Regions from separate parts of the Homo sapiens genome. Here regions 1 and 2 are each linked to region 3. The links are chromatin loops, found by intact Hi-C in ENCODE. Cell type or tissue: dorsolateral prefrontal cortex. All regions are shown on one strand. Each heading gives the region's core, and the rest is flanking DNA. Links, peaks and the distances in the headings are about the cores only. Region 1 overlaps MAGI2 (membrane associated guanylate kinase, WW and PDZ domain containing 2). Region 2 overlaps MAGI2 (membrane associated guanylate kinase, WW and PDZ domain containing 2). Region 3 overlaps MAGI2 (membrane associated guanylate kinase, WW and PDZ domain containing 2).

Region 1 (11,040 bases), core at 2,806-10,805, 260 kb after region 3:
AGATTACAGGAGCCCATCATCATACCTGGCTAATTTTTAGTAAAGATGGGGTTTCACCATGTTAGCCATGCTGGTCTCGAACTCCTGACCTTAGATGATCCACTTACCTTGGCCTCCCAAAGAGCTGGGATTACAGGTGTGAGCCATCATGCCTCACCTAGATTCAGATTCTGTAAGGTAGGTTGAGGCCCGAAATTCTGCTTGTAACAACCTCTTAGGCAATGCTGATGCTGGTCTATAGGCCACATGCACAGAACAGTGAAGCTCCAGGCAAAGATAAGACATCTCTCCTCACCTCCTCATTGCAATAGTGGCTGGAGTGTGAAGGGGCACCAATGAGGAGCTCTCCACATGAATTTGGGCAAAAAATACTGACATGAGGCATGGACTCTATCCGGAATTAATTTTTCCTGTATCAAATTATTTAGCCCAATTTTCTTTCATTGCTCACATTTGATACTTCATAGTCTCTTAGAGAAAAATATTTCTGATTTCTAGTAAAATTAACTTTTGTTTTCAGCTTCAGTAAAATGGAGACTGCCAAGAACAAGTAGAGATTTTTGGCCGGGCATGGTGGCTGGCACCTGTAATCCCAGCACTTTGGGAGGATGAGGCAGGCAGATCACCTGGGGTCAGGAGTTCAAGACCATCCTGGCTAACATGGTAAAACCCCATCCCTACTAAAAATACAAAATTAGCCGGGCGTGGTGGTGCACACCTGTAATCCCAGTTACTCAGGAGGCTGAGGCAAGAGAATTGCTTTAACCTGGGAGGCGGAGGTTGCAGTGAGCTGACATTGCACCACTGCACTCCAGCCTGGGCAACAGAGTGAGACTCCACCAAAACAAAACAAACCAAACAAACAAAAAACAAAGAAAAGAAAAAAAAACAAAAAACAACTAAATAGAAATTTTGAATCATTTAATTTCAAAAACTCACATTACATTCTTCCTTTCGCTATGTGAACAAGAAGAGGATCATCTCAAATCATAACTAAAATATACAGGAACTATGTCCTACAACCTCTATTAGGTAATGGACATAGGAAGATAGTCAAGAAAATGACTCCGTTTTGGGAAAGTATAGCTAGTGAGAGAAACAGAATTGTAACTAGAAAAGCATAATAAATTATGTGGTATGAATATGTGTGAACAGTTTTGGGGAACCACCTATTTTTCCTAGGATTACTATCCAGGCAGTGACCTTCAAAGATACAGAACACCTGTGTCTATAACTAGCATTCTCTTAGAAGAAAACATTCCAGACAGTGAAAAAAATGGGTAAATACCCATGGGCATAAAAGAACACAGTTTAGTTTGGTACACTGGCTAGAATGGTTGTTGAGACAAGTATGAAAAAACTTCTAGCCTTCTTCAATAGAACTTAATTCAGGCAATCTCAGACATAGAGCATTCTATAGCTTGGGGAGAGAGAAACACGAGAAATGAACAACTGATAACTTTATCAAAGGCCTGCCAGTCACTGGTCATGGTTAAATGTGTTCTTTCAGGTTCAGGGGATATGTACTACTAATAGATATAGTAATAGTTTAATACCAATTTCTTTGCTCCTGACTTAGATAAATGGAATTAGCAAATACTTTTCCTAAACTCTAATGAATCAATCATAAAAGAAAGACTTATGATTCCCAGAGTAGCAACTATATATTAGGAAATAAAAGTTACCATCTGCAGCACCATACAAAGGCTTGCATGCACAATGAGACTGAGTTATTGTAACCTGGGGATCCGCACAGAACAGATTTTCATATACTACTAGCCAATCCCAGCTTCTTTTCACGTTTTCACTTTTGAAATAAAATAGGGGTAGAAATATTTTATTTTCTGAAGCGTTTCTTTACCTTAGCACACACTGAGAGAGTAATTCACACAGGTGTGTGGAAGGGGTTGTCTATGATATTTCGAAGGGATGACTTATATACTCTGGCTTTTCTTTTACAACAGTGAGAACACCTAAAGGACTGTGTGTGCAAAATCTTCCTCCCAAAGCATGATTATAGTAACATAGCTGGCAAGAAGGCCTAAGCGAAACCCCGCTCTTTAGACAGACATATGCTGAATTACCCTAAAGAGTCCAATTATCTCCACCTAAACAAGGAAAGTACAAAAAAATAAGACATATAACTTTTCATAGGCTTTAACAATTCTTGCACCTAACCTAAAACCCAACCACTTAAATGGAAACTGTATCAATAATTTATCTAGAAACCTAGTTATAGGTTACCTGCCCTACTTACAAAATCAATTAATTTCAATTCTCTCATTGCTTCCTTACATGTATGCAGCTTGATATTTTCCAGCTTCTGAGTTTTGTTTATTCTTTTCAGGGTTCTCAACAGAGAACCTTCAAGCCAGACACAGGGCTGAAACAGGAGGTTTAGTACTACTAAGGACATACTTTAAAATGATTCTTACATAGTGCTGTGGTTTAAGGACAACTGGAAGACCAGAGGAAAAGAATGTTTCTTCCTCCTCATGCTCTGGTGTGAACTTAAGGTTTCTAAAAAGTGTTAGGCTGACTGTAATGAAATGGAAATTCTACTATCTATCAATAAGATGATGCTATATTTATAGAACATGAGCCACAAGAGAGCTATACTGGGCACTTTCAATAAACCTCAATTAAAGTGATCAATATTGCTAAAACAATCTTTAAAAGCACCTCTGACAGAAAACTTCTTTGAGATTACTTTTAAATGCTGAGATAGACTAAGTACTTCAAGATATAATGGGAAGTGAATTCCAGTGTCCAGGAATATGATTGCTAACTGTCCTAACTTCTAGGGTCTCAAGGTTATGATTTAAATGAATAAAATCTCGATGAATTTGTGAATAAAAGGTATTTTTGCCTTTTATACTTAGGAAAGGAAATGTGAGTAGTATCTTAACACAGCTTGTGCTAAGTCCCATTGACCATTTAATGATTTTTTCCCCCCATCCCAAATGTTAAACAGTTCTTCTTCCTCTCTGACAATTCAGATGCCACTTATTGGTCATAGTTTGCTTGAGATCCCACCTCTTTACAAATCCTTTCCTTTGTGCTCTAGTTTTATTAAAATCTGTACAGCCAAATACAGTTCTTGATCATAGGCTCTTAGAGTAGTTGCCAATTGTTTTTTATAAGTCTTAGCTCCACAACCGAAAATAGCTTCCTACAGGCAAGCTTCGTGCTATGTTATGCCTCACAGCCTCCATATTAATAAGCAGAGTGCTAACCACTACATGATAATTTTGCTCAAAATGCAAATAAAGCTCACACCTTAGATGGGTTTTCAGGCCTCACAACTTATTACCAGCTTAGTTAGCAAAGCATAGCCATCTTCGGATGAGACCTAGAAGGGCCTGGATGCAAAGAACTAAAGGATGATCAGAGTGGGAGATTCAGGAAAAGAGGTACCTTAGGAGGAACGGAGAGGGAAAGACAGACTATGATTTTGCCAGACTGATTCTAAATACTTGTTGATATGGGTAGTAAATTTCTTTTTTGAAATATTGTAATAGCAAGCACTCAAGTGTGATTTCTTACATGGAAAATCCTGACAGAAGGGAGATCCTGGGACTGTCCTAGTGTATCCACCTATTAGGTTTCCAAACTAGCCAACCCAGTGAAGAGAATTGCTCTTTGTTGAGCCAGGCTAGTTACACTATCTTTTCCCACTATATTGCTGCCTTAGTATTCATTTATTCATTCAGTCAGTCATTTAACAAATGTTTAGTGCACATCTTTTTTTTTTTTTTTTTTTTTTGAGACAGAGTCTCGCTCTTGTCAACAAGGCTGGAGTACAGTGGTGCAATCTTGGCTCACTGCAACCTCTGCCTCCCGGGTTCAAGCAATTCTGCTGCCTCAGCCTCCTGAGTAGCTGGAGTTACAGGTGTCCACTACCACACCCGGCTAATTTTTGTACTTTTAGTAGAAACGGGGTTTCTCTATGTTGGCCAGGCTGGTCTCGAACTCCTGACCTTGTGATCTGCCCACCTCGGCCTCTCAAAGTGCTGAGATTACGGGTGTGAGCCATAACGCCCGGCCCTAGTGCATATCTTATATCTGAGTTGACATGATTTGAAGTCCTACAGATAGATACGGTTGTGAGCAAAATGAATTTGGACCCTCACTTTAGAAGGTCCTGCCTCCTGGCAGAGAAAGACATTAATCAAGTAATAACACTAACATAAAACTAAATATTGAAAAAAACCCAAAACACCCGAGAAGTGTAATGAAGAAAAAGCATGAGAAGCCTGGAGCACATTTTATAGAGAGAGCCAATTAAATGGCTGAGCAAGCAAAGTGGGTAGAAATGTGTTCCAGCAGAGGCACCAGCATGTGCTAAGGTCCTGAGAGGGAAGGAAATATGATGCTTTCTAAGATCTGAAAGAAAGGCTCTTCATAAACAGCTGTACGAATCCAAGATCAAGAATCCTCCCACACTTGGCCAGCAGTTCCTTAGCTCGGCATTTGAGCTTTTGTGGCCCTTTGAGTGAAATAACCCAGAGGGTTTGGTTCTCTGCTACAGACCAGAGAAAGCTCTCATCCCTGTGCCTTTATTTGGCCGGGGTTGTGCTTTTGTGGAAAGTGCTTGGCAAGATCAATCCAAAGTTTTAGAACAAATCTTTGAGTGGCTTCCAGAGTCAGTTGAGATTTGTTGCTTCGTGGAGAAAGATAGAAACTTCAGACTGAGAGGATCTTAAAGATGCCTGAACTGCTTGCAGGACTGGTGTATTAGAGAGATTGTCTTATAACAAAAGTGATCTCTTATTTAATATATTATTTCCTCCCCCAGCCCCAGATGGCAAAAAGGTGAATAAGTTGAGTAGCTGGCTCTGGAATTTGAGCTGAGGTCCTATTAATATGGGAACTTCCTGAGCTACAATGCTTCAACTGGAGTCATCAGTTAAGCTTGTGTCTTCTCCTCCATTGGCTAACTGGCTGGCAATGAGCCTCTTACTTGACAGTACACAGTATTGTTAGTTTCCTTAAACACTCTGAAGTTTGACTTACTTTACTGATTTAAAGAGAAAAACAACTATTCTAACTGTTCCTCCACATGGTGAATATCACCTAAATTTTCAAACACCAATTAAGGACACTTTTTATATCATCACACTTATTGAATTTGATGTATTCTTAGTGTGCCTAGGGAGAATGAGTAAAGAATCTGTAGGAGAAAACAGAATAATGCACTTCTTCTGGAAAGCAGGCTTGTGTGACAGAAAGCCATCCTTGTGATGAGAACTAGGGAAAAAAACTAACCGTCCTACTGTTGACTTTGTGTATTTTATAGGTCTTGACATGCTTGAAATGTACAGTACATGTATACTTTAACCTCTGATATCTGTGAAACGCTTACGTTGAGAATTCACATTATAATAAAGTTCTTTTTTTTTTTTTTGAGATGGAGTCTTGCTCTCCTTGCCCAGGCTGGAGTGCAATGGCACGATCTCAGCTCACTGCCACCTCTGCCTCCCAGGTTCAAGCAATTCTCCTGCCTCGGCCTCCCGAGTAGCTGGGATTACAGGTGCGTGCCACCACACCTGGCTAATTGTTTTGTATTTTCAATAGAGACGGGTTTCACCATGTTGGCCAGGCTGGTTTCGAATTCCTAACCTTGTGATCCGCCTGCCTCGGCCTTCCAAAGTGCCAGGATTACAGGCGTGAGCCACCACACCCAGCCTATAACAAAGTTCTAACCTTTGTTAAGGTACACCTAATGCAGTCAAAAAGGCAACACACTTTTTTTTTTTTTTACAATTAAAATTCTGTTATCTTCAGAGTAAGCAGCTGAGATCTTAGAAAGAGTGCCACAAGCTGTGTGACTAAGAGCAAAAGCTGATTGCAGACAGTAGAAGAAAAATGTTCCTGAAATTGAACATAAAATTAAAGTGTTTTAAGCTCAGTCTTTTATCATATCTGCTTATTTAATGTCATGTTGTCACCTAATAAGGCTTTTAAAAATTGAAAAGAGAGTTTAAGGTAGTAGGGTTCTAAAGTGATAGAGAAAATGGATGTCAGAAAGCAGGCCATTACTACTTAAGATATTCTCAGAAAGTTAGTAGCTTTGTGATTAAAAATGTTTCAAGAAGAATTCAGTTAGAGTAAAATATGTTTGCCTGAAACTTAATTGTTTTATCAAGTTTTCCTTTACGTGCCACAGGCATCTTACGAATAACTAATTTATTCTTGGGAAATTTTGTGTTTTCCAAGCTCAAAGCTATAGGAATACAGGAATACAGACACTTATTTCCAAATGTGAATTTTTCTTTTTTAGCTCTCATTAAGAACTCATCGGCATCTTAAATGTTGTTCAGGTAGCACATAAATCTCACTGCGAAAATTTTGTTATTTCTGGATGTTCTCATTTCTCCCTTGATGGTTTCTGAGCTGTGAACTATTTTCTACAGTTTAGTTATTTTGCAACTTTTAAAACAAAATTCCATTGGTGGGAAGTTTCTAAGATTGTGATTCTTTTATATGTACACATTATCTGGTTTAAATATGAGTGCCATCCATCTTCTCCAAGATCCAGCAAGCTCTGCTCTTAGCTTTACAAACATGGTCCTCTAATTCTGAACATCTGAAATTTCTCTGGGTAAAACCACCTCACCTGTAGTCATTAACAATATTTAAGGGTGACTTGGTAATCCTCTTAGGAACTTTGAGATCCATGTTTTCATTATATCACCTCACCTATTGTTTTGTTTGCTGTTCTACTATAATTGCATCAATTTCCCCAAAGCACACCATGTACCATAGTCAGATTGTCTACATGTATAAAAGCAGCAATCGGATCTACATGCTGTATTAAAGTTCCATTTCCATTGTTCTACTAAAGAGGCAAATCTTATTGCCTCTGTAAGGTCTTAGCTTTATCAAAATTATTCTAAACAGACACCATGAAAATCTGTGCTCTAATTCTCAGCCTATGGGAAGGTGCTCACGATGAAAACCCTTGGAGGGTTACCCTTCAGTGGAGCAAATATTATTACACTTAAAACACTTACGAAACTGTTTCCATCTTGTTAAAAGTATTGTACTCAAGTCTTTCTTGTCCTAGTGTGGAGATGACTCCATGTCATTTTGCAGAAAGCATCTGAAGTGTTTCCAAATTTCTATAATTTGGAAACTAGCATAAAATTTAAAGAATTATTATTTTTTTCTGCACAATGCACATACTATTGCACTATTTTGCATCCTCATGCTCCCCTCTCTAGTGGATAGTGCCTCAACACTGTACCTCTTGCCTAAGATTTAAACCTGCTCTGTAGTCACACAATCATCCTAAAATGCTATACAATAGAGAACCGATTTCGCACACCCCCAAACAACACATGCTCTTAATCAGTCCCTCAAACCAGAGCTCTCTGCTAAAGCGCATCCTGCCTCTGCTGGCTGGAGCTTTCACAAACCAAAGCCCAAATAAAGGAACAGTGTGGCTGCTGTAGCACCTCCACTCCCTGCTCAGTACAGGAATTCTTTAATAAGCACATGTGTAGTACAGGACAGTAGTACATTCCCTCCCTGCATTCTAGCGCGGGGACACATCTTTTTCCTTGCACAATGGATCACAATGCTAAAAAGGGAAAACATGATAAGATACAAAAACACAGCTTTTTACTTTCAGAGATGGACGATACAGGCAAATATCTATTTTTTTTTTTAACCTGTCAGCCCTCCCGAAAGTCCAAATGTAAGCTGCCACACATGCATGGGTCTTTCCTTAAAGAAATTGTTTGATGAGCCCACTTAACAACAAAGTGCTTTAGATCACGTCCGAAAATATATGTAATCTACCCTTTTAAAAATGGAAACCTATGATTGCCAGAAAGATATCTTCTGCAAGCTTTGCTCTGGGTAGTTTGTACTGAAGTAAAACCGTCACCACCCACTCCCCATTCAAGCGAGATTTAAAAAGGCAGGCGAACTGAAAGGAACCACAAGTCAGTCCGTCCCCATCAGAAAACAGAGATCAGAGCAAATCACAATGCTGAGGAACGGCTCGACTACTCAAAGACCATCTCCCTCAGGACGAGACAGAGATATGGAGCCATTTTTCACTAGGTTCACAAGAAAATGTCAGCTCACAGCTGCTAGTGCACTGCCAGAGCGCATCTTAATTTGGTCCAAAGGGACTCAGCCAGTCACCCTCACAGAACATTTTCTTAAAGAGTCCCCATTACAAATGTGATTCCCTCAGCTCCGAGCATCTTCTTGTTATAGTCTGTGGCAACTGCATGGCACCGAACTGCATCCTATTCAGAACTAAATGCTTCCCCCCATTTCCTCTTAACATCATGTGAATTAGACACTTCTGAGTCAAAGGGGAAAAAAAAGAGGAAGAGAAAAAAGCATCTCTTCCTACTCCCCACCCTTCTCCACGTTCTTGACTAATACCTCTGGGCAGTTTACTTCAGAATAGAGCAGATTCTTGACCAGGGCACAATGGCAAATTGGCATACAAGCCCCTTGCTATCACGGAAAGCACAAGCAATGCTTTCTTTGTAAAAACACAGGAAAATACACATGCTGGAACAAAAGACACTCTATCTGCACAGCAAGAAACAAGAGAAATTATGTGTTTGTTTTACACACATCTGTACCCACTGGTTGTAAAAAAGGCTTTAAACCTATTTTAATTATAACACATTGTATTTTTTTCCCCAAACCAGGTCCCCATAAAATTAATTTTTTAAGCTTCGGCTCCAATAGGAGGTAAAACACACTCTGCTGGAAGAATACCTGGTGTGTGTCTTTGTTGATGGGGTGCCATTTCAAACTTATTATATTTGAAGTCAATTACGTGGGAAATAAAGATAAGGCAAATGCACTTGGTTCTCTGAACTATTCTGACATTAGAAGAAATGCCAAGTCAGCAGATATCTGCTGTTTACATTTCACAATAACCTAATCATGCATTTGCAGCTTTCTGGAGCAAAACACTAACTGTTCTCCAAACAGCCACCTGACAATCTAAGGCTGAAACACACATTCTGACTCAGAAGGAGACATCATGATGGCTCTCCACTGGCTGTATTAAACAAAAGCTCCGCAAACAAACGAGAGGCATTTGGCAAATGAAGTGAGAGTCGAATCAAGTTTAGGTTCACATCTGGTGGAATATGGCACTGCTTTCCCCAGGGGTTGAGGAGCAGAAGGGTTTGGAGGCTATAAATAGAACACACACACATATGCACATACAGATATTTAAGCCAGACCCGGGTCAGTTTCAGCTTACTAACCTAGAGCTCTGTTCAAAGGAAGCAGAGAAGCCGCACGTCCTCTCCCACCTTTCCATGGTCCTCAGTCAGTGTCTTCTCAAACCACCTGTACTGATCCAACCCATTCGCAGATAAAAATAATTTTCTTGATAGAAGTAGTCTCAGCTGAGCTTTGATTTTTCAACATGGATGTCTAGAATTTTCCTCTTTAAGCCAGACACAGCAACACAAAACTGCCGCTGAGCTCTTTTGTTTTCCCTCCTCTCAAAGATGAAGCATGCAGCACTTCTCTCTCTCTCTCTCTGTCTCCCTCTGCCTCTCCCTCTCTCCCTCTCCCTCTCTCTCCTTCTCCCCTCTCTCGCTTATGCTCTCTCCCTCCGTTTCCCTTTCCCCAACCCCCACCAGCAACCTCGCTCGCTTCCCGGTCAGTCAGGGGCATTTACATCTCTCAGCACAAGAACCTGTGTTATCTACGCGCCTGTCTCTCACTTTTGGGTTTCCTCTGGGAAAGGGAGGGGGGCGGCTCTAGGTGAAGTCAGGTGACCCCTCCATTAAAAGCCAGTGAGATGGATGGAGTGTGTGAATTTTAATATACACACAGGCACATTTACATTACAAAGCAGCGAGGAAAATCTAGCTCCTAGAGATTAAGCATTTTTGTTTTTGCTTTCATAGTCCCCTTTTACCAATTAAGAGAAGCTAGTATAGTATAATGAAATGTAATTAAACTTTTCAGTGTTAATAACAAGGCTGTATCCTTTCAGAATCATCCAGCTGAACAATTCTTTTAAACTTGTAAGCATGACTGTTTCTTTTCCTTTCAAGGGTCAAAGAATCAGTCATTTTACTACTTACACACTTTTTCAAATTGGTCTTTTCTTTGACATCCATTTAAACTTATCTTGAAGTTAAGGACCATTGTAAAAGACAATAAAAATAATAATGTGAAAGGAAAAAAAAATAAGTGACAAAAACACCAAAGCACATAGCATAGGTAGAAATCAATAGTTTGCTGTTGTGGAACTAGATTCAATAATGAGTAATGCTTTGCTCTGAGACAAATAATTTTTCCCTTCTCTGTTTCAGTGTCTCTGTCTTAAATAGAAAATAAATGTAATAAATATAGCAAGTATCCTCTTCTTGCAACCCAATCAAGCAAGCCTAGTAGAGAAGGGTGTCCAGATGCTAAGACCACACAGCACCCCAGAGACAGAAACAACTGGAAAAACTTGTGCTAACCTAGTATAGTATTGAAGATACATTTATAGTCTATGGACCTAGGCCCTAAAGAGTAAATTTGACACCATCTTCTCCTCTGCTGCAAAGTTTTTAATATCCAGTGGAGACCATCTCTTCTATCTCTACCACTGAATAGAAAAGATACGTAATCTGCTGTTAGGAATACTGTAAAGAAAAATGAGATAATATCCACTTTCTTTCAAGGGTCAAAGAATCAGTCATTTTTTTGAACACTCAGATAAAAAGTACTTTGTAAGGCTAGGTGATAAATTATTAGAATGAAGACCAACAAGCATCAGAAGAAAACTCTTATTTGGCATTTGGTGTTCTGTCCACGGATTCTTAATTCAGGAGCATGATGATACTGGTGCCTCAGCAAAAGAGGAAAATAGAGGAAGAGCTGACATAGAATCACATTATCCTTGCCACAAAAGATAACATTTCAAACTCTTACACAAACAGCCTCTCCCTCCTTCCAGAATGATGTTGGAAGAGTGTTGCATTTGCTGCTGGGACTGAGGACTGCAGCCGAAATACACCCAGTCCCCTCCATCAACACCTAAAATGAATA
Region 2 (11,040 bases), core at 788-8,787, 270 kb after region 3:
CTCTTCTCTCTCTCAGTGGCTGTATAATTCACTTCTTTGATTCTTCCTGTCTCTTATCCTGAACCAGCTTTCTTTTCTTGCATGCTGTCATCTCCAGGGCCATGTTGCCTTGTCAGTTCTCATGTCAGCAGGCAAAGACTGGATTGGTTGGGCTGATTTCCTTAGTTTGCCACTGATCTCATCAGTTATAGCCAGAGTGTCTCACATTCACTTTGCAGGAGCTCTGGGCAAAGATTTTCTGAGAAGACCACAGGCAGGATAGACACACCTAAGCATATCCAATACAGACACAACAGTTCAAGCAAAAAATGCTTAAGAAGACTTGAGTAGGCTAGTGGTAGAAGAGACTAAAGGTCCCAGATGCTTTTCAGAGGTGGAACTCACAGAACATGGTGACTAATTGAATATGAGGGTGTGGAAGAGAAAAAGTCACCGCAGAAGAATAAATATATTTTCATTTACTGCAGATGCTACATTATAATACAAACACCACTAAGTGACTATCCATTTTACTAGTCAGTAGAGGATATATATTTGGTTTTGAACTCCACACTTACATATATATAGAAGCCTAAAGGTCAGGGCCGGGCGCAGTGGCTCACACCTGTAATCCCAGCACTTTGGGAGGCCGAGGTGGGCGGATCACGAGATCAGGAGATCGAGACCATCCTGACTATCACAGTGAAACCCCATCTCTACCAAAAATACAAAAAATGAGCCAGGCGTGGTGGCAGGCGCCTGTAGTCCCAGCTACTCGGGAGGCTGAGGCAGGCGAATGGTGTGAACCCGGGAGGCAGAGCTTGCAGTGAGCCCAGATTGTGCCATTGCACTCCAGCCTGGGCGACAGAGCGAGACTCTGTCGTCTCAAATTAAAAAAAAAAAAAAAAAAAAAAAAAAAAAAAAAAAAGGAAGCCTAAAGGTCAAAGGCAGGCCAAAAATTAATCGGGAAATTTAGACAAATGGAGATATTTACATAGAGAGTTCTATACATACCCAAGATTGTTATGAAACCAACTGAGAGACCTATTATCTCTTGCTGACACCAGGGACTTTTTCACATCTGTGCCTTTGATTCCCCTTCCTGAAATGACCTCTCCCTTCTTTCTCTATCTATACTTTATCTATTTTATCTGTAACTGATAACATTATGCATATGAATCTACCCCATCTCTAATACAGTTTAAATCTAAGGCATATAGCTATTACAACAGCAGCAGCAGAAATAAAGGTACTAATATAAGGTTCTTATATTAGTGTTAAAGGATTTAGCTTTTTTAATTCTCACAATAACTTAGAAAGTGAAGTCTGGAAAATCTAAAGAATTCACTAAAGGTCAGAAAACTAATAAGTGCAGTTTCTGGATGAAGACCCAACGCAACTGGTGCTACACAATTAACACTGTATTGTATCTTATTCTCTAATCAGCTGGAAACCAAAATTTAGTTATTGATTATATTAGTAGAGAGCATTGTTACTGTTTTGCTTTCTACTCTCGTGTGAACCTGCAAAAGGCTCAGTCTTAGGAACTGGACTCTGTCTCTGGGTTTAAAGCCTTTCTCTGTCATTTGTGGGCTGTGTGACCAAAGGCAAGTCATCCAAACTCTCTGTACCTCAGTTTCCACACCTATCTTGTAGATTCACCATGAGGATCAAATGAAATTTTATGTTTAGCATTTAGTACAATGCCTAGAACTATTATGTTCTCATTAAGTGTTAATTATTATTTTATTACCACTATTGTTGTCATTAGCAAGTAAGAAGCAAAATTTCTATGTATCCCTCAATGACACTTTCCTTGTCCAGATAAAGGAGTGTTTACATAGCTTTCAGGTAGTTTATGTAGCTTTCATTCATTCTAGTTTTACAGAGCTCCTGTTGATTTGATCAAATTAGGAAGCTACACTTACTACTATTTAACTAATCATAAACTACATGTATTTCTTTATAATTGATCCATAGTAGATGGTCTCTTGAGACATTTATGATCTCCTTTTGGCAGGCAGAAAGTAGAAATTGCATAATTTCTAACAGCACTTGCATTTTAGCAATAAGCTAATTATTCATTTTTCTTAAAAAACAATTATATCTGCTTTACCTATAAACAAGTCTTTTTTCCAATTAATTATTTTCAATATTTCCATGGAACATTTCTGCACATTCTGAGATAATTCTACTGGCAAACAAAACTTCTTTTAAATATGCATCACACTTGTCAGTTAAGTGCATGTTTAGTGTAGATAGGGTATTGTGCTCATGTAAAATCAAAACCAAATAAATACTACATCTTATCTGACAGTGGGAAAAATTCCGCATGGGAATTATGATGGTCGCATTTTTGCAAACTATAGGCAAGCATAACCTTGAGAAAATTATCTTCTTTTTTCAATGAAATAAGTTGTTGATCCTAACAGGTAAAGATTCTACTCTTGATGGTTTTGTGAGCATAAACTAAATGATTGATATATGATTGAATATTGAGTGTGTGTATAGATTACTTTTGGGCTGGCAGCTATGGTGTTTGCAGAGCCTGGATCTATGGGAACTTTCTCACCCTGTCTCATAGGCTACTCACCTCTTTTTGACTGTTTAGGTCAAATTAATACATTTTCAGTCACTGTCAAAAGTGTACTGCTCTACTTGAAGATAGTTATATGTGGGTGCATGTATAAATATGATAGGAAATAGTTAAAGTTTGATTACCCCATTCTAAGAGAAGAAAAGCAAAAAGGAGAAAAATTATGCTTTGGGTTTTTCTCTAGTCTTAACTAACCAGCCAAAGTATATGTTTTAAGAAAAGCTTTTAAATACAGCACAGTGTCAAAGAGGCAGAGCTTCAGCGACCTTGACTTCACTATTTCCTAGCTGTGTGGTACCACATAAATTACTCATTTGTAAAACAGTCCTCATATCAGTTGTATAGTTATCAGGCATTAAATAACATAATGCATGTAAGGAGCTTAGCACAGTGCCTGGTACACCATCACCATCATCACCACTACCACCACCATTATCACTGTCACCATCAATATCATCATCACCACCATCGTCATCATAACTACTACCATCACCACCACTATCATTATCTTCACTACTATCACTATCACCATCATCATCTTTCTCCTACTCATCATCATAGCCAAAGCTTGTCATGTACCAGACACTGTTCTAAATAAGTACAAAGTAAGTGCTAGCTTTCACCATTATTATTACAATATTTTCTTTTACTGGCTTCAAGTTATGAAATTGCATATTTTGAGCCAATTACCTTGATATAAAACACACTATCATATTATAATGGGCCGAGTGAAAGTAAAGGCATCCACTTAAATACCTTCCAGTACATAAAGTAAAATGGAACATAAAATGCTTTCTCCTTAATTAGTCTTTCTTCACCATAAACAAGTCTCAGGATCAGTTGTTGCACACAGAAGGACCGCTCTAGATGATTTCTAAGTCCTCTGAAGGTAATTCATCATATATTAACAATCCACATGAGAATATGCTTCATATGACTGAAAGGACCAAAGCACAAGTAGAAGGGCTGTCTGTACCCAGCGATCATGAATAAATTCCTTTCTTGAGCTGCTCTTTATGGATTTGCATTTCTGATCTCATAATGAATCATCCCAGTTTTGATTTCTGCAAGCCAGGCTGAATTGTGATCTTTTATTTTCACCAGAGGATCATGCTTTTCCATAATCCTTCATCTACATTACCTTGTGAACCCAAGCACATGGGCATAATGGGGCAAATAGAGAGTCTCCTGCTTAATGAGACAACGTTTGCCAGAGCTGAACCTGGACAAAATTTTGAAGTGAATGCAGTTTATTGTCCATACCTTCCACCTTCTTTTCTCCACACTTTAATCCACTCAGTGTCACTTTCCCCATTCCCTTAGAGTCCTTCCTGCTTTTGATTCTCACCTTATAACATGATCAAAATTCAGTAGAATAAACTGTGCAAATTAGTATGTGTTATCTAAAGTAGGGCTACTTTTTGTCTTGGTGACTGGATGGTTTGTATAATCTTAAAAGTTAAAAACATTCCTTAGAAGTAGAAACTAAAAATAATTTATAGAACATCTAAACTATGGCCTAAAATGTCTATTTAAAGGGACTGAATTAACCAAGCATATTCCCCATAAAGTCCAATTTCAAATTAGAGTAAAGGAAAATGAAGAGCATGGAAGCTATATACTCTGACTTCAGTAACCTAGCACTGGAAAAAGAAACACTGGACAGACACCTTAGTTTTGAATCAAATTCTACCACAAACTGTGTGACTTTGGGCAAGATAACTTAATGGCCTTAAATCTTAATTTCCTCACCTGTAAAATAGAAAATACAATATCTAATCTCTCAGGTATATTGTGAAAAATACATATAATTATAAAATAACTAGCACAGAATCTAGCATATAATAATTTCTCAGGAAACAGGGCTTTCCTTTTCAGCCTTTTTTTTTTTTTTTTTTTTGAGATGGAGTCTTGCTCTGTTGCCCAGGCTGGAGTGCAGTGGTGTGATCTCAGCTCACTGCAACCTATGCCTCCCCGGTTCAAGCGATTCTCCTTCCTCAGCCTCCCGAGTAGTGGGGACTGCAGGCACATGTGCCACCTTGCCTGGCTAATGTTTTGTATTTTTAGTAGAGGCGGAGTTTCAATGTTGGCCAGGGTGGTCTCAAACTCCTGACCTCGTTATCTGCCTGCTTCGGCATCCCAAAGTGCTGGGATTACAGGCGTAAGCCACCACACTGAGCCTTCAGCCTTTCAAAGTAGTCATTCACCCACCAAACAGCAACTTTTTTTTTCCCCCAGGCTTGATCATTGTCCATGTGTCACCTGATCTGCCCACATCTCCTTAGTTCACCTGACATTTGCCTGAATGGCTTTCACTATTTAAGTAAGATGTGCTCTTGCAGAAGATCTAAATTTTAGTCAAGTGAATTACTTTCCTGAAGGCACCTGAGCAACTTAATAGAACCAAAATCAAATTCAACTGGATTAAGAAGAAGGGAAAGATGAAGAGAGAATAGAAAAGACGGAAGAAAGAGAAGAAATAGTTACCTGGTCTACCTAGAGACCAGAAGTTGGTACCACAGAATAGTTGAGAAAGTTTTGACTGAATCACTCTGTTAGGATTAAGGAGACTTACCCTGGATAACTTATTTAATGTCAATGACCTTCTCTTCGAAACACAGATATTGAACTTTTTCAGGAACTCATCAGGCTCATAGATTTTGGTTGTAGGAGATTAAGAAGTTAAACATTTCTTGAGCTTTCAACATCAAACCGTATTAGTCCATGATACTGGGAAGTGAGCTCCCATTACCTCAACCTGACTCTATGACAGACTCTGCTATGTGCAACATCCCTTTCAATCCCCATGGTGATGGTGCTATACCCATTTTAGAGAGGAAGAATTTTTGGGTCAGAAAGCTTAGGTGACTTTCTCAAGGTCAAAGAGCCAAAGGGACAGAACAGGGATTAACACCTTTCAATACAAAGCCCCCAGGTACTTTTTACTGCACTATGCTGCCACCCTCTGGGACAGAAATTAGAAAGAAAGATATTAAGAAATCAAACCCTTAATTAAATGACTCTGCAAAACCATTGCAGATAAATGTGAACAGTCCGCAACAGTCATGGAAACTTGAGAAAAGAATGCGTGTTATGACAATGTGTACTGCTTAATGTTTAAAAACTGGCTCTATGAAAAACAAGCAAACACATTGATTTGTATCCCTTGCTCATTTTTGTAGAGTAAATATGCCCATTACGGCAAATTTCAAGCTATCAAGTTAAAGCCACTGAACTGGATTTGGGAAAAGATATGCACAAATGTCTCTTTCAAGACAGTGCTAGCCACCTCCAGCACCCCACTCTATGTGTAGATTTGTGTGTGTTCATGTGTGTTTGTACCTGAATTTATAATGCCACTTTCTGTAAATATATTAAAAAGCAAAATATCAGTTGAAACATTTTCCTCATTAGTAACAGTAACTATGAGTATCAGGAGTTTCAATTATGCCCTAATCAGTACTCCCACTTGTTTTCAAATTAGGCAGATTACTAGTATTTCTCTTTCAGTTCCGTAATATAACTCTCAATAATCCCAGCAAATAAAAGAAAACAAAACCCCATGCTCCCGATCTTCACCTCATTTTCTACCACATACTGGATGGTTCTTATGTAACTTTTGAATGAATACTTTTCAAGATTTCCTATGAGATGTGTGAGGCTTTCAAAGAACCCAAGGCGGGGCTCCTCCAGTAAAACCAACAGGTGTTAATTGTAGTATTTGTCAGTTCTGTTTCAGTACCGGGCCATTAGGGAAACCTGAACAGAAAGGGAAAGTAAACTTTCCTATGGCCCGGCCTTTCTTATTCCTCACCTTCTAAAAGTGACATAACTGCTGGAATTCCTCTAGAATAAAAGTAAGATGACTGAAAAGTTGTAGGAAAATTGCATGCATAATTTACATTACTTGCACCTTGAGCAAGCAATGGAGTTGTCATTTGTGTAGATGGCCTCACAAATGATATTCAGATAGATTGTTTGGGGAATGACTTCTGATTACTGAAACAATTTACTTCATCTTATTCATTTCTTCTGATTGTGAGATACTGTGGTAAGAATACAGCAGAGGGATGGCCGGGCAGGGTGGCTCACGCCTGTAATCCCAGCACTCTGGGAGGCTGAGGCGGGCAGATCACGAGGTCAGGAGATCGAGACCATCTTGACTAACACGGTGAAACCCCGTCTTTACTAAAAAATACAAAAAATTAGCCGGACATGGTGGCGGGCGCCTGTAGTCCCAGCTACTCGGGAGGCTGAGGCAGGAGAATGGCATGAACCCAGGACATGGAGCTTGCAGTGAGCCGAGATGTCACCACTGCATTCCAGCCTGGGCGACACAGTGAGACTCCGTCTCACAAAAAAAAAAAAAAAAAAAGAATATAGCAGAGGGTTAAATGTGAAGAGCCTACTATGTAAAAAAAATTTGCATAAAGGCTTGAATTATTGCCCACATAAATGTGCAGAAATTTCTCCCCATCTACTAAATAAACAAAAAAGGAAAAGATGCTTAAAGCATCTATGCTATTGAGGGAGAAAATGGGAACTAAATTGAGGAACAACTTCCCTCTTCAAGATTTATGATAAAGGGGAGAAAAAGAAATAACCTACATATTCAATTGTCACCTATAGGACAATATATTTCTATGGGAAAGAAATAGCTTACATAGTAAAAAATTATATTAGAAATTTTAAATGAGAAATAATGCTTTTATAATAGAAGAAATAATGCTTTAGGACAAAATTAAAGTAAAGAATGTTAACATCAGAAAAAACATCCTAACTATTAGCGAGGTAGGCACTGGAAGAGGTCACTGTAAGAAATTGGGTATTAAAGACATTGCTGAATTTTTGCTTTGAAATCTTTAAGAACAAAATGTAAATATCTTCCTTCAATTGTTATATTTCTTAACCCCTTGGAAGTTCCTACGTAATTCTTTAAAATTCTACATGTTTTAGGCAACTTCATAAATGATGAAATAGTGAAAGTAAAATTAAAATCAGTGTAGTTCAGATTTTTCAAAATTCAAAACAATTTCTAAATATTAGAAGTTACCTTAAGAAAAAAGGTTCATTTCTAATGAGGTGAAAAAGTAGCACAAAATGGAGTCAGAGGTGAGCTTCCTCCAACTCAGGAGAACGTCGGCAATTAAGCGATAACTTGAAACACGTCAGCTGGAGTTGGAGGAGTGAAGAGGAAAGATTCACCATAAATCCATTAGGTAGAACAAACAGGTCTTAGTAAACAAGTGGATGCAAAGTCATGGGCAAGGGCGATTTGAGGCGGACTGGCTTCTAGCCTCGTCTTTCCATTCTTCGCTGTTCTAACTTCTTTTTGCCTACCCACAGTAGGCCGAGAGTCAGTGCGGGGCAGGTGAGTCCTTTGATAAAGGAGTGGGGAAGAAATGAGTTGGATGTTAAACATTTTGAGTGTGGAATCCTTGACAGAAACTGAGTTGGAGAGGTTCAGAGCTGGGAATGCAGATTTAGGGATCCCCTAGGGCATAACTGAACCCTCTAGCTGAAGTGGGTTTAATGGGTGATAACAGCCAGGAAGGGCCTAGGTGCAAAGAAAGAAGAGAGGGAACATCAATAGTTGAGAAGTGAGAAAAGATTTGAAGCCATTAAATGACACTGAGAAAGACTGTCAGAAATAAAGAAAAATAGGGGATGGTGACTGTGTCACATACAGACTGCCTGTGGGCCAAGCAGATATGGCCTGGGCAAAGCTGACAAACGTGGTGCCGAACAGCTTTTTTGTAAACTTTGACAGTACTAAGCAGATCCCTCTGATGAGAGACTGTAAGGAAAAAAGGCAAAAACACATATACTTCAGTGCTTCTAAACCTTGTGCATCTCTCAGACTTCTTTTGGGAACTTTAAGAATACATATTATTAGACTCCATCTCTGGAGATTTTGATTTGGTAAATGAGATTCCTTATCTCATGTCATTTCTTCAATTTTGACAATACTTGAAAATGATTCTTACCTTTTTTTTTTTTTTTTTTTTTTTTACATTTTGTATTATCTTCCAACTAGTCTGCAAACATCTTGATGGCAAAGACTGATTCCTCTCCATTTATATTCCCCACAGCACGTAGCAGAGTGCCCAAGAAAAATATTAGGTGCTCAGTAATATTCACTAATATGTGGGAGTTAACTGATCATGCTATCGCTCTTCAAGATAAAATCCTCAAGGTTGATCAGTAAGAATTTTGAATGTAGAGATTTAGACACATACTTGAATAAAGATTTCAGTATCTTTTACTAACAAAACAAACAACTTTTAATGCTAAAATAAAATCTGAAATGACCAGTCGGAGAAAAAGGACTGTTTTCCTGACATAAAGCCATGTCAGCGTTATTTTTGGAGGATGTTGATTTAACCTGGAGATGGTTAAATGTGTCAGTCTGAAGGTGTATGTGTGTTCGTATGATGAGAAAAAAGAAACATAATTATAGATGTCTCTTGATAGCCTATTCATTTACTATGCTATTTTGGAAACAGTATGTTTTTAAATTGGTTTCTAGTGTTTTTGGATGGGAGTTCCGCTGTACAGGAACCTGGAGCTTTGCCCCCTGTAGATTTTCTCCATTGGAAATCAATAAAGTGTAATTGAATTACAGTGGGTGAATCCACAAGGTGTCAATTTCTGGCTCTCAGGTTGAGGAACTCTCCTTCCTCAAGCAACCACATCCACCAGTGCTGAGTTCCTGACCCCAGTTTGTAGACAGCAGTGCTGTACTGACGAACACCTGTGTACATTGTTAAATAGCAAAATAACTACTGTAGTGAAATCACGTTTAATTTTAGGAATTGAAGAAAAACTCACCATATTTCTATTTTAGCACACAGGATGTGGCCTACTTCTTTAAAATGTCAAGCTTAGAGACACACATATTTTATTTAAAGAATACGGAAACACCCGTTTTCTTCTTTGACTGAGTCTGGGATATAGCCCTTTTTTAATCAGGAAAAAAAGAAGTTGACATGTTTTTGGAATGGTCATACTAATTGCGTTGACATAGTGTATCAGGGAGCTTTCAAAGATGTTATCTCATCTGATCATTATAACCATCCAATTAGGTAGATCAAGCAAGTCTGATCATTCCAGTATTTCAGATAAAACTGAAGCTCAGAAAAGTTCAGATCAAGTGTAAACCATGTCAAATGTTTTAGGTTTTTTTTTTTTTCTTACTAATGTTGGGGCTCAGGAAACAATATCCCAAAGTATGGCATGTTGGCATGCTGAGTACTTTGGAATAAAGGATCTCAGAAGACCTCAGAAGCAGCCTCAGAACCAGGGCCTCTCTGACCTTCTCTTCCCCTCCTGTCTCTTGCTCCTCATTCTCTCCAGAAGTAAGTCATAGAAATCAGAATTTCTCTTCCTCCAAGCAGGTCATAGAAACCAGAACCCCTATTAGCCAAAGCTAGTCATAAAAACTAGTTATCACTCTAACTTTCCCCACCTTTCTGTCTAGGGGTTGGCCATAAAGACATTTCTCTGACTTAACCTCTTCCGATAGTAGGTCATAAGACCCTGATTCCGAAGGGTGCTGCCCTATACCCAGGAGGAAGAAATGCTATAACAGAGGCCAAAAAAAATCTGGACAGGCTTTGCTGGGTTTCTCCACTCAGTCTATTAGCGTTAGATCATACTCTTTTTGTCCAATCACATTTCTACATGGATGTCTATTCTTCATGAAGACTAAGCATAAAAATGGATAGTTTTCTCTGTATATTTGGGTCTTTCTGATGGCTGCTGTGTCAAGTAAAGCTTTGAATAAATAAATCTGTTATGCTTTTCTCTTGTTAACCTGTCTTTTGTTACAGGAGTGTTGGCTGTGACCCTAAGAAGGTTGAGGAAAGGTATAATCTTTCCATCTCTACACCCTTAAATAATGCAATAGCTTAGAACTATTTTTTTGCATCATTCTAAAGGTTCTTGTTAGGCGTGCATGGTGCCTGGCTAAGATTAACAGGCCTTTCTTCATGCGTATATGTGAAGTTATTAGGGGATAAATGTTTATATTACCCTGTCCTTATAACTATATGTTCACTAAACAAAATGAACAAAATTCAAACGAAACAATAAAGTTATCACCCTAGAGCTTTGTTATAACATAATTTGAAGCTATCATTTAACTTCAAAAACCCAAACAAAATGAAACTAATTAAATATTTTAAAATGGGAGAAAAATCTACATCCAAGGAATGCTTTTAATTTTGTTCTGCTTCAAGTCAGTTTGTTTAAAAGTCAATTAGATTTATGCAAGCCAGGATTTGCAAACAAAATGGAGATTGGATCATTTTATTTTAGAAACCATTTTTATTGGTTTTTACAGCCCAATAGTACAAAACTGTGTAAGTATTCTATTTTAATTTTTACAAATTTAGGAAAGTATTGAATTGAAAAGCTGTTAAAAGCTTTGTAAAATGAATTGTCAATTTTGCCATCATGTCAGA
Region 3 (11,040 bases), core at 1,846-9,845:
GACTTTATCTTAGGAAAGCTCAGGTACTAGGAAGTGGAGAAAAGGTAGGAAAATAGAGACATTCTAAAGCTGTCATCAGTAGGCACTTCAGAGAGTGAGTATATGAGATAATTTTAAAGGCCACCTTTTCATGGGATGAGATTATTGGGCAAATAATTTGGTCAAGGTGTAGGCTTAATTGTATAATGGGGATATTTTTGAAATATCTCCTAATGTGTATGTTTACTGAGCTATTCATGGATTCATTTACCCCACATTTAGTTTTTCTGCTGTCAAGGATAAACAATGAGTCTTATTTGTTGGGGAAGAGTAGAGCAGGTACCATCAAGAGAAAGAAATACCGTTAGGGTAAATACGAAGGAGAAGTTCCTTAACTCAGAAACTAGAAGGAGAGCACTACTGAGATTCAGAGGGGCTGAAAGGTAGTGAGAGGCAATGTGAGGATAAGGTGGCCATCTTGGAAATATAAAATTCTACAATTGTTTGGGAACATAATGCCTATTAAAATAAAAAAATACAAATACACAGACTTTGAGTTATCTTACTTTGAGAACATATCCTCTAGAAATAAAGGCAGTATTATATAATGATGCCTATATAATACTATTTTTTGCAATATTGTTTGTAGTAGTAAAACCCTGGAAATGATATAAATGCCTATCAATGAGATTATAATTAAATAAATAAATAGTGTTTGTCATTACCATGGAAAACTATGTAGTTTAAAATCAATGAATATCTATTGACCTTGAAAGGTGCTTATAATTGTTAAAGAGTAATCTAAGCTGCAGAGAAATGTATAGTATTAATCCTATTTTTCTAAATAAGCATATATTAAGATCTCTAAGTGATATATAGTTATATCTCTATATAAGCATGAAAACAGACTGCAAGGATGTACAACAGATTGTCAACTTTGATTACCTCAGGATAGTAAATTTGGATGGGGGTGGAAGAAGTTTCTTTTACATATCTTTGCTTTCATTGGGTATCTATTATTTTTATAACTTCAAAAGTTAATAGATTTTTTAAATGAGTAAATTAGAATATCATCTTGCTGTCACTATTAATTGCATGGGCCAATTTTTCCCCTCTCTGCATCAATCTAGGAGAGCAATATTAAAGTATCTATTAGAAATACTTATCTAATATCTAATAGAAATAAAGTATCTATTAGAAAAACACAAGAATACTTTACAAGTTGTCACTGTATTGCCCTTAAGAGGGAAATTATGAATATAATATGGCCCTTAATGATAGAGTCTCCTAGCTGATTCCTTATAAAGATTTGATCTTTGTAAGTTTTGTAGGATAAAAGCAGTAAAAACAGGTACCACTGCTAACTTCAGAGTCTCTTTTCTGTGGCATATTTCAACATGTAATTATACATACTGTGGTACGCACATGGAACATACAAAATGTCACGTTGCACTGAAAAGTTCAAATGCAAGGTCATGCTCTGAACATGTTCAGTTATACAATATTCAGTTAATCAATATTTATTATGCACTCAACTGGTGCCAGACACTGAGGACAGAAGAGTGAACAAGAGATACATTGATCCTTTCTCTCATGGAACTCCAAATATGTCAAGATGTGTAGTCTTTATACAATAATTTTAAGTGTGATGAGTGCTGCCTAAGGGAATCGTATGTATATGGGATCTTCTGTATGTATATTCATCTAATCTCATATAAAGAGTCAGGGAAAACCTCTTTTTCAATGTGCTATAACATCTAAGGGTTCTTTCAGAAGAAGGTAAGGGAGAAATAAATAAATGAGGGCTGGATTAAGTGAGGCTCTGAAGGTAAGGGAGAAATAAATAAATGAGGGCTGGATTAAGTGAGGCTCTATCAGGCATGCTCAGGATTTGGAAGTGTGTCCTGAGAGCAAAGATACTGCTATGTTCTACTGAAGCAGATGACAAAATTAGATTTTCATTTCCCACAAAGATCTCCTTAACTATTCTGGGGATTTGAGGGTGGCAAGAGTAGATGTTTATAGAGCAGTGGAAAGTTATTTTTGTGCTCTCAAAAAGTAATGATGGTGGCACGGAGATGGAAAGAAGCAGATTAAAAAAATATTTAGAGGGTAGATTTTATAACCTGCCATGGTGGGTGGCAAGGCTTTTCACTGAGATTGGAAACAGGGAAGGAGGAGTAGGATTCTGTGGGGTAGGGGTAGGCTATACATGTGGTTTTGGGCACACTGAGTTAGAGGTTCATGGAGACGTCAAGTCAGAGAATTCTTAGATGGAAAAAAAATAAACCTGAAAGAAAACAGCATATGGCTAGATGGTACTATAATTTTAGCCATGAGTAAATGAAATTGCCAAGAGACAGGGTGAGAAGTGGAAACAAGAATCTGGAGCAGCTGTCTGATGAACTTCAACATTTAAGTCACTGAAACAATGGACTGGTAAAAGAGAAGAGGAAAGGGCAGCCATGGAAGCAATGAGAAAATTAAAAAAACTTCATGTTGCAAAAGCCAAGCAAAGGGTGTTGAAGACAAGACACTTAACTGTGGCCAAAGCTTCTGCACAGTCCAGCAAGACAAGGACATAAAATCTGTAGAACCGAATGATGTGCAGATCACTGGTGACACTGGCTGCCAGTTACGGCAGTATTTACGGTGGAGTGGTTGGTGAAGCCAGATTGGAATAGGTTTAAAAATGAATGAAAGGAAAATACAGAATTATCCTAATAGAGAAGTCATTCAAGAAGCTTGGCTTTGGACAAATGAACTTTCCTTCTACTGTATAATACCATTAAATTCTCAAGAGAAATGTAGGACATCTCTTAAAAAAGGATCTAGTCTTTGGAGAAATCTATAATCATATTTGTTGATGTATCAGAGATTACTGGACAAAGTTCTCCCAGTTTATCTGTTTATTCATTCATTTCTTTATTCTTAATTAATCAAGCATTAAAGTAGCAAACATGAATTTAATATCTATAGTGTGTAAGATACTTGACAAGACCTTAATGGGGGAGATTATAGACCTTTTTATCAGGCTGCTGTGAACTAAGCTGAGAGGGAAGCAATAAGTAGCACCTACCTCTCCCATCTTAACAAAATAAGACAAAAAAAATGAATAAGGCAAATAAAGATCCATAACATTCCCATATTTATTACTCACAAAGGCTCACCTAGGGATACGGTTTAATGTGAGAATCAAGGGCTTCTGGCAAAACCCAGAGGACCAATTTATTCATTGGCAGTGTGGAACCAGGGCAGGGCTTCCATGTAAGGGTAGAATCTGTTCCCAGAAGGGCAAAGTAGAATATTTAGGGGAAGAAAAGGGGAACTGAGCCAAGAAGGTCCAGGTTCATCTTCCAAGTTGTGTCACTCAGATAAATCCCTGCACCTCTTCTGGGCAGAGTGAGTAAAAGAGATGGTAGAATGCAAATTCAGTACTCTCCTAGACATTCAAGGCAACATGGAGGGTGGAGAAGACATGTCTCCCCCAACTCTGAGCAACTATATAGAGTACTACAATAATGATTTGTTAAGTGATACTCAATGACATAAAATACCTGAATAAAATTTTCTAGGAAGACAGTGTAGCAATTAGAAACAAGGGTACCTAAAGCAGTTGTCTGAGGAACTCCAATATTTGTCAGTGAGAGAAGAAACTGGTCTTATATTTCCTGCATTATTAGAAACATTTATTTAGAGCATACTAACCATCAGGCACTAAGCTAGGCAGTGTACAGTCAAGGAGAATGTGGTCCAAATGATATGTAATAATTTTCTAGGGCTGCCATAATTAAACACCACAAACTGAGTGGCTTCAATCATAGATATTTATTGTCTTACATTCAGGAGGTTAAAGTCCTATATCAAGGCGTTGGCAGGGCCAGCTCCCTCTGGAGGCACTATGGAAGGATCTATTTCAGGCTTCTCTCTTAGGTTCTGGTAGCTTTTTGACCCATGGCAACATAATTGCAGTCTTCACATGGTATTTTCCCTGTGTGCACATCTGGGTTCCAATTTCTTCTTTTTATAAGGACACCAGTCATACTGGATGAAGGGTCTACCCCTACTCCAGGATGACCACGTCCTAACTAATTATATCTGCAATGATCATATTTCCCAATAAAGTCACCATCTGAGATACTGGGGGTTTGGACTTCACCATATGAATCTGGGGGTGGGGGCACAATTCAACTCATAAAATGGTGTACTGGATCAGTTCACTGTGCAGTCCACTGAACCAATATTTAACATCTCAAGGACTGCAAATTATTGTTTCATGCTATATCATATTTGTTTCCCTGATTAATATGGAAAATAGAAATTAACTTTGCTGCATTTTAGATAATATATCTTTCTTCTGTATCGGCTTAAATTTTTTAAAAATGACATATATTGGATATTGTGTAAGTTGTTAAGAAATTACCCGTTAAGAACCGAGCAAACTTCGTAATAATGGGAGGGAAATAACCAGACCTTACACGCCAACCAAGCTTGCCTGTGTCAGCTACTCCTGCGAGTATTCCTAGTCCCATGCAGCCTGATGAGAAAAATGTGCATGTAAGCATGCTCTCGCACACATCATATATATATCAGATCTGTGGTTTGAGAATTTCTGGACTATTTAAATTCTGACTAGGGAGAAGGAGCCAAATAACCCATGCATGTTTTACCTTTTTTATAGTGGCGTGAAGCTATATTTGATTAGGAAGTGGCTAAGTAAAATTGTCCTTTTTGACTTTTAAGATGCATTTCTCAGTATGCTTTTATTGTTAAATTGAAAAATAGTCTTTTTTTTTTTTTTTGAGACGGGGTCTTGTTCTGTCACCAGACTGGGTGCAGTGGCGATCTTGGCTCACTGCAACCTCTGACTCCCAGGTTCAAGTGATTCTCCTGCCTCAGCTTCATATGTAAAATATAATGTTTTCCTTATTTACTGCTAAAACGAACAGACTTTATCAAACACTGACATTTTTTGTGCATTCCCCATTGCGTTTCTGTGTCTCTTAGATGTCGTTCAAACCAGAACAAGAATTTTTTTTTTTCACTGACAATAAAAACAAAGAATATTTCAGTAAAGAAGAAACACCTCTTCTTAAAGGATGCTAATGATGTAAAAATTTTCTGTGGGACTAGGACTGTTAAATAGAATTCCTAGAAATTCTATAGAAACATTGGGGCACGAAACAGACATTTATAACATATAGTCTTATAAACAATGATCTATAAAAACATATTTTATTAATACCTACACTTTAACTGTTGTGAAGAATTAAGAAATTTAATTCCTTTCATCTTGCCTGCCCTGAGGGTTTTGTTGAATTCAGTAAATATAATTTTCTCCTTTCCATAAGAAATTCAGAAGGGCTCAAAGATCTGTACATAGTGCAGGAACTGAAAGCGTTTAATTGGGAGAGAATAAATGTATGTATTTGTGCATTTAGTTCAGTCCTTATAAATTCTATGGTTCTGGTACAGTCTAAGGTTTTGATATTACAAAAATATGCATGGCAGCCATTCCGTTTGCTTTCTTGTTTATTGCCCTGCCAGTATCTAACATGTTGCTTCTCAGGTACAAGACCAATGATAAGTTAGAATGTCATGGTTTTCAACGTTCCCACCCAGTTTCATTAAAGAATAACCAGAAGCCAAGATAAAACCATCTCAAGAAGAAGAATACACATTTAATATCTTATCCATATTTTCATGTGACACAGTCTATGTATACAGTTAACATGCAGCTTTCTGTAACTGCCGTCTTTTGAAATGAGGGAAAATAATTGATTTGTTTTTAAGGTAGATAGAAAAATTTATTCCTTTAAACTGTCATAAAGTTTGAATTTCCAAAATTTATTTTACCCTGTGATTTATATTTATAATGGCTATGTGACAACTTTTAAGAAATCCAATAATTTTTTCTCCTTGTCTTCATATTATTTCTTTGGAAGTAGGCATGGCTGGAAAACATTTAAGCTGAGAGAAAAAAAGGATCAGGGAACATATTTGTAGTTCATAAAGAGAATAGGAATAATTTGAAATGTAAACTTTTTTTACGTTTCCTTTAAAAATTCCCCGATAACAACAGTCTCCATAAGAAGCAGTAGAACGTAATAGTTAAGGCTTGTGTCAGGCCACCTAGGTTTGAATCTGTCCTTTAAAGTGGGAGGTTGAACAAGTTATTTAATAACTCTGTGGATGCTTCAATTTTCTTAACTGTACAATGGGGATAATGAAGTTACCTACCTATAAGGATTAGATGAGACTTATCTATAAAGTGCTTAGAGTAGTAAACTGCTAGAATATAGTAGGTGTTCAGTAAATGTTGTATATTATTACCACTGAATTCTATTATTTATAATACTAAATAGAGTAGTTAAATTGGTCAAGCAATTTAAATGATTTCTGCCTACAGAAACAAAAGGTATGGTCAATTTTCTATAATTTTTAGATTAGGGGTTTTCAAAAAGTAATGCAAATGTCAGAAAAGGATATACATAAAGGTGGTATTTCTTCTTTAAAAGGTGTTTGCATCAATTGAGCTTTTCTTCCTCAATAGAGACATGTAATGGGGTTAAGTAATTTAAAGGAGGAAAAGCAATCTTCAGAAACCATGCATTCTTTTCAAGTTCTCTATTATGTTCTCTAGAGTTCTGCATTTGCTTTTGTTGGGCACCAGGGGCTGCTACCGAGCTACAAACTTGGCATCACTTTGGCACCTTTGAGAGCAACTGATTTAAAGCAAAATCAGAAACGCAGCTCCCCAATTTTATACTGGTCCAAAGCTTGGTCTTCTCATATACCCCCAGAGCAACTTTGGCTTTCTAGTCTGCTTATAACTGACTCCTCCTCACTCTGGTTTCTGCTCATTTGTGGTAGTGGCCACTGTGTTGGATGTGGTGGGGCTTAAAGATTTCTCCATGCTTTTGTGCAAACCCAATAATCCCATTAAAAAGTGTGTTTGTTATATTGATCTAAGGTTTTATTGGATTGTGGTGGGAGGACTGTTTGCTTCACTGCTGGAAGCTGGCTTAGAATTTGAACTACAGGCTCTTGTAAATAAATCAACACTTCAGGGTTGATATTTGGACAAAAGAAAAATATGATTGTGTTGATTTTTATATATGGGAAATTATGATTATTTTATTTCTAATATAATTATTTGTAAACTTATATAATTGATTTTTCATCGTGGCTGTACTATAGATTATACTCTGTAATGAAAAGTGTAGGACACATTTCAGTGTCTTCAGAAAGGGAGCAGTCACGCATTCTACACAGTCAGTTCATCAAGAAGTCCAGATTGTCAATTATTGCTCAAAGAATGCTCTTATCCATTTTCTTACTTTTCCTAAACCTTCTAAAATGAGAAGAATTCTAATATGGGTACTAAAATATTTGCACATTGTATAGTGACTTTTTTTTGCTCACCATCTTTTATATATATATATATAAATTTTTTTTTTTTTTTTTTTGACACAGTGAAACATGCACATGGTACAAAATCCAGAAACACAATGGAGGAAAACAGTGCAAAGCAAGCTTTAAAATCCAGGGCTCTAGCCATCAAGTTAGCAGTAATAATTATCTTTGTGACCCTTCAGAGATTTTTCTATGCAAATTGATTATTGACTTTTAGTCAGTTTTTGACTCTTCGTGCTCTGAAGTGGTTCTAAGTGCTAAAAAAAAATTCATTATAATTAATATATAAGATATGAGGCTGGGCGCAGTGGCTCATGCCTGTAATCCCAGCACTTTGGGAGGCCGAGGTGGGTGGATCACAAAGTCAGGAGATCGAGACCAGACTGGCTAACACGGTGAAACCTCGTCTCTACTAAAAAAAAAACACCAAAAAACAAAAACAAAAACAGAAAAACATTAGCCGGGGGTGGTGGCGGGCACCTGCAGTCCCAGCTACTAGGGAGGCTGAGGCAGGTGAATGGCGTGAACCAGGGAGGCGGAGCTTGCGGTGAGCGGAGATCGTGCCACTGCACTCCAGCCTGGGTGATGGAGCGAGACTTCGTCTCAAAAAAAATAAATTAAAAAAAAAAAAAAAGGTGTGAGTATAAAGAGGGTGTGGCCTTTAAACAGTGTGGCAAATATATCTATACCATATTTTTGCAGATGTAAACAACCGCTTCCCTTTATTATTTGAGGCCAGGGAGAAAACGTAAGTCTAGAAGGAGATATTAGAATTAGGGAAAGTTAGTGTAATGGTTAACTGTGCTTCTGATTTTTGGGATGATACCTCAATCCAGGAAGCAGAAATCCCCAAGCCTGTGAAGAAATGATTTATATATGTAATTTTTTAGAATTTATTTTATTTTTGAGACAGAGTCTTGCTCCATCGCCCAGGCTGGAGTGTAGTGGTGCGATCTCAGCTCACTGCAACCTCCGCCTCCCGGGTTCAAGCGATTCTCTTGCCTCAGTCTCCCGAGTAACTGGGACTACAGGGGCGTGCCACCACGATGGGCTGATTTTTTTATTTTTAGTAGAGACAGGGTTTTGCCATGTTGGCCAGGCTGGTCTTGAATTCCTGACCTTGTGATCCACCTGCCTCGGCCTCTCAATATATATGTAACATTTATAAGCAAATTACATCTCTTCTATTCAGGGTCTAGCCAGGGGTATGTGAATTACTGAGAATGCATATTTCGTGCCTCACAATTATTTTTCTTCTATATCTAAAACCCATAATTAGTTACAAATTGTTTGAAGTACTAAAAGAACAATATGGAAAATTATGAAAATAGAAAATTCAAAGTCTGTGGGTAGAAGGTGACAAGGAAAACATTTCCTAAAACTAAATTGAAAAGAATCACAGAAAGATTAGTAGAGGAAATTATTTTAGATTAACAGGGGAGAAGAAAATATCTAAAGATATTTATCATAAAGAAACAAGTCCCCCAAATTCTTAACAAACTTTGGGGTGAAAGAAACTGATACAAATGTTGACATACTTAAAAAACCACAGCAAGGTATGAAATAAAGAACATGCACATACAACATTTCTTAGAGCTTGCCTTCAATTTTTTTTTTAATCAGGAGCATAGTATTATATAAAACAGGAGGCCACTTTCTGAAGTTCCAGGAAATTCAAAGGAGATGAAAGAGAAAATTAGGAAGACTTTAAATTTGATCTTGATAATTCAAGAGCTATTCTTTGGGGCAAAATTGGAGTCAACGTATTTTTTGATGAGGGCAAAAAGTCAAACGGGAAAAAACATCACAATACTGTTCCCATTGATAGAGTCATGTAGAAGCAATGGGTGCTCAGAGAGACCTTATGCCCTCTTCAAAAAGAAAGGCCAGTCCTCAGCCAGAAATAACTAGAGCCATCACTGACAATAAAGTAGCTGTGATTTCACACCAACAATCATAATCACTTTCCTGAGGAGAACTATAAGAAACCCAGGGACACAGGTGAAAATCAGACCTACAGAGAATATATGACTGTGATTAGAAAAAAAGCTTAGATTCTAAGAAAGCCTGGAGAACCTGAAGAAACTTAAACATTTTCACAATTCCATGGGCTTTCTGTAACTGCTGGAGAAACCTGAGGTGCTACTCTGGTTGTCCTTGTTCTGCCTTCCTCACTCATGGATCAAATCTCCCTCACACACAAATTACGTAAACTTGCAGAGAAGTAGAGAAACACTCTCCCCAGAGGTTGAGTGCATGCAATGCTGAATCTGTTTAAGAAATGAAGAGGGCCGGGTGCGGTGGCTCACGTCTGTAATCCCAGCACTTTGGGAGGCTGAGGCGGGTGGATCAGCTGAGGTCAGGAGTTGGAGACCAGCCTGACCAACATGGTGAAACCCCATCTCTACTAAAAATACAAAATTAGCTGTGCATGGTGGCACATGCCTGTAATCCCAGCTACTTGGGAGGGTGAGGCAGGAGAATTGCTTGAACCCAGGAGGCAGAGGTTGAAGTGAGCTGAGATCACTCCATTACACTCCAGCCTGGGCAACAAGAGTGAAACTGTCTCAAAAAAAAAAAAAAAAAAAAAAAAAAAGGACTAAAGAGGTTCACATCCATTACTTTCAGTTTAACTGAAACATGACTGTGCCTTGATTTAAAATGACACTTCTAAAACTAGTCCTGATTTCCCTTACTAAAATGGTATGTTTACAATCACTATAATAGTTTAATATTAATAGTAATATAATTACCATTATAATTATAAAATTATTAATAGTAATATTATAATTACAATCACCACAAACTCTAAAGTGATATCATTACTTTTTAATTACACCTAGACAGTCAGAACATTTTACAATTAGGGCAGTTATAACTTTCAAATAATTCTTTCAAGAAAAGATGGAATGCTGGTCATTTATAGATGGAATATCTAATTTTAGAAGGCTAATTTAAACTAGCCCCAGAAATTTTCCCATTCAATGGAGAGATAAAACCCAGTACTCTGGGAACAAGATCATAAAATTAAGCCCTTCTCACCCCGCTCAAAAAAGATAAATATCTGGGTAGATACACAAATCGCAGTCTCTGTGAACCCACACAAAAATAAGCAGGGCATTGGCGTTGGGGTGGTTTCAGAGTGGGGCATTATTCACAGGAAAACAGCGAGATTCACTAGGGAGGACATAATTCTTCTGACAGTGACAGGGTCTCATTCACAGAACCAGGACTGATGGTGCATGCACAGTCAGCGTGCCAAGCAGCACAGGACCTGGATGCGGGTCCCTAATGGTGAACTGAGATCATTGCCGAGGACACTTGGTGATCACATAAGGGACACTCTGTTTGCTCTCTGGGAGATGCAGTTCATTTGCACTAATTGCAGGCTTGGGGGCCTGGAGAAGGCAGCTCTGTGTACACATACTGTATTCTCTTTGTTGGCGAAGGTAGCTCTCATGGGCCCTGTTCCTCTTGGCATTGTGTGTGTGTGTGTCTGTATTAACAGAGAGATTTAAATGCTTTTAAAATATATGCGCATTTCTAATTCTTTGCACTAGGCTTACTAATAGCTTGTGAGGGGAAGCTACAAGATAATAGTGAATTACTTTCCGGAAAAGTTTAGCAGGTAACTCATGAAATAAA

The links. Hi-C counts contacts between places; a loop is a spot of excess contacts. Peaks named below come from ENCODE experiments on the same cell type or tissue, not always from the same donor. Only the 100,000 strongest peaks of a DNase experiment are listed, where the experiment ranks them.
Region 1: it touches region 3 in a loop (4-fold over the local background); 14 of 110 quality-filtered maps call a loop at or near these places.
Region 2: it touches region 3 in a loop (4-fold over the local background); 14 of 110 quality-filtered maps call a loop at or near these places.

The regions. Positions count from the first base shown.
Region 1 is chr7:78,761,600-78,772,639 of GRCh38, forward strand. All of the region lies in intron 2 of MAGI2 (membrane associated guanylate kinase, WW and PDZ domain containing 2), which reads right to left. Among named protein-coding and RNA genes, the nearest start is that of MAGI2-AS2, 240 kb to the right of the region's middle. In dorsolateral prefrontal cortex, for the core only: a CTCF peak has its summit at 7,403; DNase peaks (open chromatin) are centred at 7,412, 8,109 and 9,670; H3K4me3 peaks cover 3,536 bases; H3K27ac peaks cover 4,107 bases.
Region 2 is chr7:78,774,450-78,785,489 of GRCh38, forward strand. The region is part of intron 2 of MAGI2 (membrane associated guanylate kinase, WW and PDZ domain containing 2); the gene reads right to left. Among named protein-coding and RNA genes, the nearest start is that of MAGI2-AS2, 230 kb to the right of the region's middle. In dorsolateral prefrontal cortex, for the core only: a CTCF peak has its summit at 5,541 (motif pointing left); no DNase peak of the experiment used is centred there; H3K27ac peaks cover 769 bases.
Region 3 is chr7:78,504,123-78,515,162 of GRCh38, forward strand. All of the region lies in intron 4 of MAGI2 (membrane associated guanylate kinase, WW and PDZ domain containing 2), which reads right to left. Among named protein-coding and RNA genes, the nearest start is that of MAGI2-AS2, 500 kb to the right of the region's middle. In dorsolateral prefrontal cortex, for the core only: a CTCF peak has its summit at 6,652 (motif pointing right); a DNase peak (open chromatin) is centred at 6,679; H3K27ac peaks cover 2,722 bases.